Linked DNA regions of Homo sapiens: region 2 is linked to region 1. Evidence: chromatin contacts called from ENCODE Hi-C or POLR2A ChIA-PET data. All regions are on one chromosome and are shown on one strand. The core of a region is the stretch at or near the end of the contact, and the rest is flanking DNA. Distances in the headings are between cores, read along the strand shown.

Region 1 (3,565 bases), core at 1,066-3,565:
GTTTGCTTTGAAGATAGTAATGTGGGGCTGGGTGCGGTACCTCATGTAATCCCAGCACTTTGGGAGGCCGAGGCGGGTGGATCACCTGAGGTCAGGATTTGGAGACCAGCCTGGCCAACATGGTGAAACCGTGTCTCTTCTAAAAAAAAAAAATAAATAAAATACAATAATACAAAAATTAGCCGGGCATGGTGGCGCGCTCCTGTAATCCCAGCTACTTGGGAGGCTGAAGCAGGAGAACCACTTGAACCTGGCAAGCGGACTTTGTGGTGAGCCGAGATCGCTCCATTGCACTCCAGCCTGGGCAACAAGAGCCAAACTCTTTTCGTGTTTATATCCTCTTTCTTTAACTCTTACAGGGGCCCCTTTCCCAAGGCTCCGCCCAGCCCTGCAACCAGTCAGAGCATGTGCTCCCCTGAGGGCTGCACCCTGGCCTCCTCGAAAACTTGCCCTTGCCGGACCAGACAGTTGAGAAATGGCTAGAGGGACGAGACCTGAGTACCTGTCTCCATGTGTGCAGCTATACAAAATATGTAATTGCCGGGCGCGGTGGCTCAAGCCTGTAATCCCAGCACTTTGGGAGGCCCAGGCGGGGGATCATGAGGTCAGGAGATCGAGACCATCCTGACTAACACGGTGAAACCCCGTCTCTACTAAAAAATACAAAAAATTAGCTGGGCGTAGTGGGGGCGCCTGTAGTCCCAGCTCCTCGGGAGGCTGAGGCAGGAGAATGGCGTGAACCCGGGAGGCGGAGCTTGCAGTGAGCCGAGATCGCGCCACCGCACTCCAGCCTGGGCGGCAGAGCGAGACTCCCTCTCAAAAAAAAGAAAAAAAAAATGTAATTAGACGTCTGTAACACATGTAATAAAGCAAGTACAGCAAGATGACTTTAGGTGATGGGCATACGGGTGTTCACCAAACAATTCTTTCAACGTATGTGTGAAAAAAAGTTTAAAGTAATGTTGGATGCCAGCTAGGTCAGGACGAGATGGGGAGGGGGAGGGGGAAGGGAGGGGGAGGGGATGCGGAGGGGAAGGGAGGCGGAGGGAGAGGGGAGGGGAAGGGGAGGGGGAGGAGGAGGAAAGAAGAGCCTCCTAGAGCTCTTCGTGTCTTTTCCGTTGTGGGTTTTTCCTCCTGAAGGGCAATGAAGCCGAAGGAGCTTTCCCAAGATTCCAGTGATTTACAGGCGCTTTTCTGTTCAGTGGTTGGCAGGCAGGGCACGGCGGGGCATGCAAATTTAAAATGGCTGCTTCTCTCGGGAGTTATGGGAGCAAAAAAGGAAAGTGAATATCCTCCAAAATAGTAACAATATTACTTACGCAGGTGTTCAGATTTGGATAAAGATACACAATCTCAACGTAGGAGAGAGAGTTATTCAGGGTGCTATCTGTCACCCTGAGGTTAGGATGTGTGGGAGAAGGAGTACAGTGGCCGATCGTTAACATTTTCGTTTTGAAAACGGTGTTGATACAGTGGAAGGCTTGTGGTGTTGCTGGCCCTTGATCGCTGGAAGGATTCCGAGGTGTAGTTTTCGAAGCGGGAGTTTTGTTCGCATTGGGCGCTTAGCGTCTGTTACTGTCGCTAACGGGAGATTGTCAACGTGTTTGCATTGGGCCATTTGCATCAGTTGGGACCGTTGTTACTGACCTCCTAGGTTGTGTGTTGCGTTTACACGCTTAAATCCGGGTTTCACGGTCTCTTAGTACTCGCGTATTTAAGCTCATCGCGCGTACCTTACTTCTACGCGTTCACGTCGGTTCGTCCGGGCCTATCAGCGCCGCTGCTTTTAAATTGGCCGTGTGCGCTTTACGTTTGCACCTTTACGTCGGATCACTGGGGTCCATCAGCGCCGTAGTTTTTGAGCTGGCCGGGCGTGCTTTCGAGCGCTTAGTTGCTTTCGGTTTCACTTGGTTGCGGCGTGACGATCATTGAGTTAAAGGTTACTGCACTCACTTCAGTCGCCATCGGTCTCCGTAATCTGACTGCCCTTTGCTATTACTTGCTTCACTCACATACGATATGCGGACGGTCCTATTTAAGTTGAGCGCCCATACTTCACTATCCCAAGTGGGACTGCTTTTTCATTTACGTGTCTCTATCCGAGGCAGTATAAACATCTTTCCATTCAAGTTTACCGCATGTGTTTCACTATCGAGAGTCGGACTGCTTTTGGATTTACGTGGCTTTGTGGGATGCGGTATGAAGATCGTTGCATTCAAGTTTACCGCCTCTACTTCACTGCAGAATCTGACTGCCGTCAGATCTGTATGACAGATTGTTGCATTCGTTTTCTGCGGGTACGTCACTATCCAGTCTACTTTTTCCATTGACGTGGCTGAGTCATATGTAGTATGACTGTCAGAGACGTTGGAACCTGAAGCGACCCCATTTTGAGTGAGGGCTAGAAAAATGAGGCCGGGACTTACGGGCCTGCATTCTCAGAAGGATATTCCTAGCTTTCAGATACTTACGGTTAAGGGAACAAATTAATGTTTACTGAAGAGACCCGAGTGTCCAGATAGCTGGATATCTGGAGAACAAAGGCGTTCCTAATTTTGCTTTAAAGGTAGTAATAGGGATTCTTGCAAAATGTAATAATTAAAGTTAATTATCACAAACCCTTGTAACAGAACACCTCTCCCCATGTGTACAAGCATTGTACCTAGGGTGGATACGTTCCTTCTCTTAGTTTCAGGAACGCCCTTCTCTGTCTGTGGAGTAGCTGTTCTTTCACCACTTTACTTTCTTAATAAACTTGCTTTTATTTTGCACCGCGGACTTGCCCTGAGTTATTTCTTGCGCGAGACCCAAGAACCCTCTCTTTGGGTCTGGATCGGGGCCCTTTTCCTGTGACGTATTTCTGGCCACCACAGATGGGACTATAGTGCTTTGGGGAAGTGTTGGGGTCCTATAACATATTTCTGGCGAATGATGGAAGGGACGATACTGAAGAAACTCCCCCAACCCAAAGGAAGTAGACTGCAGCACTGCAGTAGTCAGTAGACTGACTTTGGGTAAGTGGTGGAGTGCCCGGGTAAAGAATGGGATTGGGTTAGAGGCCCAACTTAATGGAGTTAGAGTCTTTCCTAAAAGAGAGTGGGTTAGAGGCCCCTCTTAATAAAAGGCAAGGACACTTGACCGACCTCGGGTTAGAGGCCCGACCGAGGAGGGTTAGAGGCCCCTCCCAGTAAAGCCCCTCTCGGCTAAAAAACAGGTTTGACACCGCAGGCTATGCTCTTTGTATTAGTCTGCCTCGTCCTCCTTGTCTTGGTTGCTGTCTCCGTTTCAGTGTCATTTTCAGGAGACTTCATTTAACTGGTCTTAGGGATTTTAACTGATTCTTCTCCTATGTCCCTCCCGATTTCTGTCCGTTTGCTTGTGAAACACTGGGAACCAAAAGCATTGGAGGATCCGGCTCTAAAATTGCTGATTGAGATTTGATATTTAACAGCTATGAGCAGTAAGATTCGATAGATGTGGTTGTGTTTTGTTGCTGCTGTGCTGAGTGTGATTGAGAAGCACTAGGATGGAAATCAGGGGACTTTTCTCCTTGCTGTTTTGTTTG
Region 2 (6,913 bases), core at 1,191-3,690, 42 kb before region 1:
GCCACTGCACTCCAGCCTGGGCGACAGAGCGAGACTCCATCTCAAAAAAAAAAAAAAAAAAAAAAAAAATAGGAACATGGCTGGGTGTGGTGGCTTGTATTGCTAATCCCAGTGCTTTGGAAGGCCAAGGCAGGAGGATCGCTTGAGGTCAGGGGTTCCAGACCACCCTGGCCAGGCAAGAGGGCAAGGCCCCATCTCTACAAAAATAAAAAATAAAAAGAATAGGAATATCTAACATGTTCAAAAAAATTTTTTAAGGGAACAGCGAATACCCTCTTCTGGATCATCCAGAGGAGGAGGTCTCATGCATCCACCCACAAACTCCCCAACAGATGGCCTTGGAAATGAAGTGCAGCCACACTGCCCACCCTTTCCAGCTGAATGCTGGCCTGGGTCTCCCTTGCCACCCTCACTCCCTCCCTTTCCTCTCTACCCACTGGCCCCATTCAAAACAGGCTTGTGTTAGAGAACATGCTGTCCTGTGTGCTCCTAGCACTTGGGCAGAACTCAGCACTTCCCAGGCCCTGGTGGAGGTGTCCATCTCAAGAAAGACTTGCAATGACACGTGGTCAGGATAAAGGAAGGATGGGAACTTCTGGCCAGATTTGAGGCCAGACCTCTGCTGGGCTTAGGAGATAAAGCTCTCACTCCCCAGGAAGGGGAGTGAGAGAGCGGAAAGCTGGTCCTTAATCTAATCAAGGAGAGGGAAGAGGGAGGGAGGGGGGAATCTGAGCTCTGAGATAACTGTGCTCGCTCCCTGTCTCCTACCTCCTATCCTCTGCCCTGGGAGTACAAAGACCTGGCCTGGGAGGAAGGAGCTGGGTGCACTGCTAAGTGGCCGTGTATCCGCGGGCAAGTCACTGCCCACTCTGGGCCTTAGGGACTTCTTTCCTTCCTCTGTCTTCCTTGAGCCCTTGCAGCATGGAGAGGACTGGAAAGGGCATGGGAAAGTGGGGGACCACTGCCATCTTTGCCCTCATGATGAGGAGCTCCAGGAAAGGAAGGCTTCCATCTGGATTTTATGTTCCAACCTGTGCAAGAAGGGGTGGCTGGGTGGGGAAGGACAGCTCAGAAGAAAGCCTCAACTCTGGGGTTGGGCATGGTGGCTCACGCCTGTAATCCCAGCACTTTGGGAGGCTGAGGCAGGCAAATCACTTGAAGTCAGGAGTTCAGGACCAGGCTGATCAACGTGGCGAAACCCCATCTCTACTAAAGATACAGAAATTACCCAGGCATGGTGGTGCGTGACTGTAATCCCAGCTACTTGGGAGGCTGAGACATGGGAATTACTTGAACCGGGGAGGTGGAGGTTGCAGCAAGCCAAGATCGCACCGCTGCACTCCAGCCTGGGTAACAGAGGAGGAAAAAAAAAAAAAAAAAACGGCCTCTACTCTGGAACTCTGGGTCTACAGCAGGTTTCCCTCAACTTTACAGGCAACTAGCCTCAGCCACACCACTCTTGGCCCCCAAGGAAGAGCTCCTCAGCACCCATGCCAGGGTCTCGAAGAAATCCTACTTAATAGAGAAGCCAGTACAGGGCAAATATAACCTCACTCTCCATCCTGATCACACCCTCATTCCTTGCCCTTGCCCTGAGTTCAAAATGCAGAATCTCTGGGCAGGACTGGAGAGTGAGAGGTTCTCTCTCCCTCTCTCATCCTGCAGATAGGAAGTGATCCCTTCCCTTCCAGCTCTCCAGTCCCTTTGATGAGCCAAGGCAGGAGGATTATTCCAAAGCTCCTGACTCTGACCCGGCCACAATTTGTGGCTTTCTACTCAGAATTCCCCAGTGTTCCCCTCTCCCCACTACTCTGGCAGAGCAGTTGGCTTCTCCGTCTCTCTCTGACACAAGCCCCCATCTTCCTTTAGTGCCACCAGCTGGACAGTCAGGCCAGAGGGACTGGGGAAGAGCCTGGGACATTCAAAGGCCTCCTGTGGACCATGATCCCTGACCGCCCCCAGGGCTGGGCATGGGGAAGCAGAAGATACCTGTTTTAAGCAGGTAGGGAAGGAGTGTGGTTGGAAGAGCCAGAATCAGGAGCTGACATCTTGGAGGCCCCTCTGCTAGGGATTGGGGAACACCTCTGCACCTCTTCCCCCAAATCTGGAGACCTAAGTACACCAAGTGACAAGAAATGAAAATGTATAATTGAAGATTTTAAGACAAAAGAGCAGAATTTGGGTGGGGTGGGGAGGAAAGATCTCCTGGCAGGACAGAGGGTCAGTTCTGGCCAGTTCCTTTCCAGCCTGGACTGGGGCCTCAACCTGTCCTTGGGCTATAGGACTGTGCCCCAAAAAGACTGGGAGAGGAGTCGCAGGTGTGTCTGGGGGAGGGGCAGGTAGCACATGTTCCCAGCAGAACCAGCCCAGCAGTTCTGTCAAGCAGGCCCTAGCACTGACGCACACTTGGGCACCCTTCCGGATCAATGCACACTCACCCCAATCCTGCCAGCTACAGGGATGGGGAGGGGACCAAATCTGAGCTTCTGGCAGCGCTGGGTAGGAAGAAGCAAGTTCTTTAGGAAACCTTCCCCAGAAGTGGGGGTTGCCGGCACCTTCTCTTTCTCCCCAGGTCCTTTCATCTGATTCCGGAGAAGAGGAGACAGAATTGGGGAGAAGCAGGGTGTGAACGCTGAACCTGCTCTGGGGATTGTGTGTTTGCACAAAAGGTGGCAGGGGGTGGCTGGAGGGCTCGACAACTGGAAAGAATTGTGCTTGTTTTTTTTCTTTTTTAGAGACATGGTCTCCCTATGTTGCCCAGGCTGGTCTTGAACTCCTGGGCCCAAGCCATCCTCCTGCCTCAGCCTCCCAAAGTGCTGGGATTACAGGCGTGAGCCACTGTGCCCGGCCTTGTGCTTAGTTCTTACTCACTGCTCCCACCCAGAAGATTAAGAGGATCTAAGGGTTCTGTTATCAGACATAGCTGGCCCTGGTGCTGGTGAGTAGGGGCACTCAAGCCCTTGTAATATTAGCATTTTATTCTTACAATCACCACAAATACTGGGGGCTTATGTCTTCCCCCTTCTATCTTGGAGTCTGGAGGGTGTATGTCCAGCAGTCCTCTCTGCCACCAAGCACAAACAGCTACTACTTCTGCCCCTCTCGTGAGAAGAGCTACCATTCCCAGAGCTGGAAAACTCATGGCTTAGTCACCAGGGCCAGGCTGGCTCAATCCAGCCCAGGCCTCCCTAGCACCAGCCGCTGCCATCATGCCAGTGAGCCAGTCAGCAGGATTGAGTACACAGAGGTGACTTAAGGCCAGGGAGGAATTACTTTCCACTCTCACCACATCTTACAAGGAGGAAAAAAATCAAACCAACCTAAGACTGGGGAAGTGGGGAGGATGGGAACAGAATGGCTCTTTGAGGACTTACCTATATAGACTTAGGTGTCACCAAGGTCAAGAACCTAGGAGTAGCTCAGACTAGCAAAATTTGAAGTTAAATCTGCAAGGAGCAGTTGATATAAGGGACAAGTAAGACCCAGAGGATGAGGGGAGGGGTGTTAAATCAGAGAAAAAGGAAGTGACCCCACCCAAAAAACTACAGAGATCAGGCAATAGCTTGAGGGGTTTTCCACTCCCCCCTATAATTTTCACAAGCCATCCCGTAACACACAATCTAATTTTTATAAGTGCTTGCTTTGCAAATTCAGCTTCAAGATAAATCTCCCTCCCCCTGCGCCACAACCCCATATAGAAATCTTGAATTGTCTCTGGGGCAAGATAAGGAGAGGAAAATGCCCCAGACCAAGGTAAGAGCTACAGTTATCAGTCTTTAATAACTTACAGGCAAATGCTAAAAAATAGTTAATAACAATAATACAGAGGACACACACAGCTTATAAAAAGGGTCATGGATCTACAAATGTGGGGAGGGGTTCTTGGCACTTTCACAGACACAAAAATAAAAACTATGTGACTGGTATTCCTAGAAAAGCAGCCTGGGGAGACTCCCCAGTTGGGGGACAGAGGAAGGGGAGATAGTTATTTCATCCCAAACACATTCTCCAAGTCACTTCCATCCCCCCGCCCCCAAACACATCCAATTAAAAATTTTTAGCCAGAGAAGAAAAATAAGAAACAGGGTCGAGGTAGAGTCACAGTTTACATTTACGTCTCCACAGTCCTGCAGCGCCCACTTCTCCAGAGAGGATGAGAGAGATATGCAAAGACATCCCATCTCCCATCCCCACCCCAGTGTGGCACCAAAACGGGACACCCCATGCTCCTCTCTCCTTCATTGAGGTGGACAGGTCCTGCACCCCAGTCTGACTGAGAGGTCACAGGCTGGTCCCACCCTGCTGTCCAAGTGTGCAGACCCCTACTAGGTGGGAGGAAAGGGAGGGGGGGCTTGGGTCACCGTCTCTTCTTGCCACCCCGAGCTGCCTTCTTCCTCTTGAGGATCATCTCATAGAGGCGCTCAAGGCCCTGCTGCAGGCCCAGACCGTCCACAGCGCTGCAGCCTTGCACATGAGTGAGAGTGGCGGCTGCTAGCTCTCGGACTGCCAGCCTCTTCTCCACCTCAGCAGCGCTCAGTGCCCCGGGCTGGTCCTGCTTGTTGGCCAGCACCAGCACTGGCACGCCCTGGTTGTCCGAGGCCCGGCTGATTCGGTGCAACTCCACCTTGGCTTCCTCCAGCCGCTCAGCCTCCGCAGCGTCCACCACAAACACTAGACCGTCTGTCCGGCGGGTATAAGAGCGCCACAGTGGTCGCAGCTTCTCCTGCCCCCCGACGTCCCACACTTGGAAGGTGATGCCACGCGATCCCCCGAGGGGCACCCGGATCTTCTCGGTGTTGAAGCCTTTGGTGGGGACACTCTGGACAAACTCCTTGAACTTGAGGCGGTAAAGGAGGGAGGTCTTTCCAGCAGAGTCCAGCCCAATGACCACGACATGCAGGGCTTGGAAGTGGGGCAAGAAGGAGGAGGCAGTGGGCGCCATCTCAGTCAAGTGGTTCCCCATAGTGAGCTAAGGCGCCTAGTAGAGGCAGGGAGGCCTTGAAATTGAAGGTTCCAGGGAGCACAGCTGGGTTATCTGAACCAAGAAAAGGTCATGGGAGAAAAAGGAGACGTTTAATAATACACACAAGATTTGCAACTTCTTGATCCCTTCCTAAATCACCCTCCCATCCTTCATTTTTAAAATTCCTTTCCTTTTTTTTTTTTTTTTTAAGGCATAACAGAGGTGTTCCCCCACTCCCTGGGGGGGTCGTGAGGGGGGCGATGGGACCTAGAGAGACTCCCAGGTCCTGGGCCACTCAAGTGGGGGGTGAGGGCTCGATCCATGGACAGTGGGCTTCTAGAGCCTCTTCTCAGAGCTTATGGCGCCATCCCCCAGGCAAGATCCCCGAGGGACGGGGGAAGTCGACAGTGCCCCCAAACTAAGAGCTAGGGTGCAGACGCTGAGACCGGAGATTGAGTCCGGCTCCCACCCGCCCTCCGCAGCCCCAAGCCGTTGACACGGTGCCCTTCCTTACTCCGCGACCCTCGCCCCACCGCCCCGCGACACTCTCCTGCCCGCCCGCCCTCCTCCGATGGCCGACCCCAGCTCCAGCGGCCCGGCACCGGGACCGCCTCAGCACGGTCTGCAGGGTCCGTTTACCTCTCGTGAGCCGCGCTCTCCTCGAGCCTTTCCCGGTGAAACACCGCAGCCGCCCCGCGAGACCCCCGCAGACACCCACCGCGCCTCCAACCGCTGCCTCTGCAGAGCCTGCCTAGGGTTCGGCCTTAAAAACCCGCGTGTGACGTCACAAGGCGCGGGACAATCAGCGGCGGCGGGGCGGAGCGTGGAGCTACGGGCGCTGCAGCCCCCACCATACGCGGAGGGGCGTTTGCTTAATCCGTGGCTGCTCTATTTGACCTTTTCTACCACACTCTAATATTTGGAATTAAACTTGGAATTAATGCAGAATGGAGGGTGGGAGGGGCGAAAGGAACGTGCCTGGCAACGTTTGACTCGGGAGGAAAGATATGAATACCCTAATATTCTCACTACCATCGCATCCCCCTCCACCAGGCCGAGATACCACCCCACATGGACACTCCTTCGGCCAAAGGATCTACTCGGAGAGGCTGACAAGTCTTTCTCCTTTATCTTTCATAATTCAATTGTCAAACCTAAGGTGAACCTGGAGCCCCATAAAACAGCTGCTTCATAGTGCTAAGCCCATTATCTGCAATAGCCTGTTAGGGACTGTTGTCTGCCTTTTACAGATACACAAAGCCCTGAAGGGTTAAATGACCTATTTGAGGTTACACTCAACAGTATGTTTAGGCGCAGTGGATCATACCTGTAAACTCAGCACTTTGGGAGGCTGAGGCAGGCACATCACTTAAGCTCAGGAGTTCCACCAGCCTGGACAACAGGGTGAAACCCCATCAGTAATAAAAAGACAAAAATTAGCCGGGCGTGGTGGCGGGTGCCTGTAATCCCAGCTACTCGGGAGGCTGAGGCAGGAGAATCGCTTGAACCCGGGAGGCGGAGGTTGCAGTAAGCTGAGATAGCGCCACTGCATTCCAGCCTGGGCGACAGAGCAAGACTCTGTCTCAAAACAAAGCAAACAAAAAAAAAAAACCAGTGTGTTTATTGGGCTGGGCACGGTAGCTCACGCCTGTAATACCAGCATTTTGGGAGGCCGATGTGGGCGAAGCACCTGAGGTCAGGAGTTCGAGACCAGCCTGGCCAACATGGTGAAACCCCGTCTCTACTAAAAATACAAAAATTAGCTGGGTGTGGTGGCGGGCGCCTGTAATTGCAACTATTCGGGAGGCTGAGGCAGGAGAATCACTTGAACCCGGGAGGCGGAGGTTGCAGTGAGCTGAGATCACACCATTGCACTCCAGCCTGGGCAACAGAGCAAGACTCTGTCTCAAAAAAAACAAAAACAAAACAAAACAAAACAAAAAACACTGT

The links. Hi-C counts contacts between places; a loop is a spot of excess contacts on that map. ChIA-PET counts read pairs that join two places held with the same protein, here RNA polymerase II (POLR2A). Pooled maps may share reads with other maps.
Region 2: a loop to region 1 is called in a map of dorsolateral prefrontal cortex, with 3 times the contacts of the local background. The contact joins two enhancer-like sites. A Hi-C loop is called at or near these places in 6 of 168 maps with a recorded cell type or tissue (CD4-positive, alpha-beta T cell, CD8-positive, alpha-beta T cell, Caco-2 and 3 more) and 10 of 50 pooled maps. POLR2A ChIA-PET finds 5 or more read pairs at or near these places in 44 of 52 experiments (A549, AG04449, AG04450 and 34 more).

Annotation. Positions count from the first base shown.
Region 1 is chr17:43,359,246-43,362,810 of GRCh38, reverse strand. No RefSeq gene overlaps it. Among named protein-coding and RNA genes, the nearest start is that of LINC00910, 28 kb to the left of the region's middle. RefSeq lists silencers at 988-1,087, 1,538-1,597 and enhancers at 1,848-2,027, 2,073-2,768. Within about 2 kb of position 2,315, at least 38 of the 41 ENCODE cell types and tissues checked have a DNase peak (open chromatin) inside an H3K27ac peak, as active enhancers do; they include B cell, where a contact is called at or near this core.
Region 2 is chr17:43,397,783-43,404,695 of GRCh38, reverse strand. It overlaps ARL4D (ARF like GTPase 4D), which reads right to left and starts at 5,703. Exons shown (of 2, transcript NM_001661.4): 1 at 5,603-5,703; 2 at 3,559-5,035. The coding sequence starts at 4,963. The coding sequence ends at 4,358. RefSeq lists an enhancer at 5,076-5,579. Within about 2 kb of position 2,440, at least 4 of the 41 ENCODE cell types and tissues checked have a DNase peak (open chromatin) inside an H3K27ac peak, as active enhancers do; they include B cell, where a contact is called at or near this core.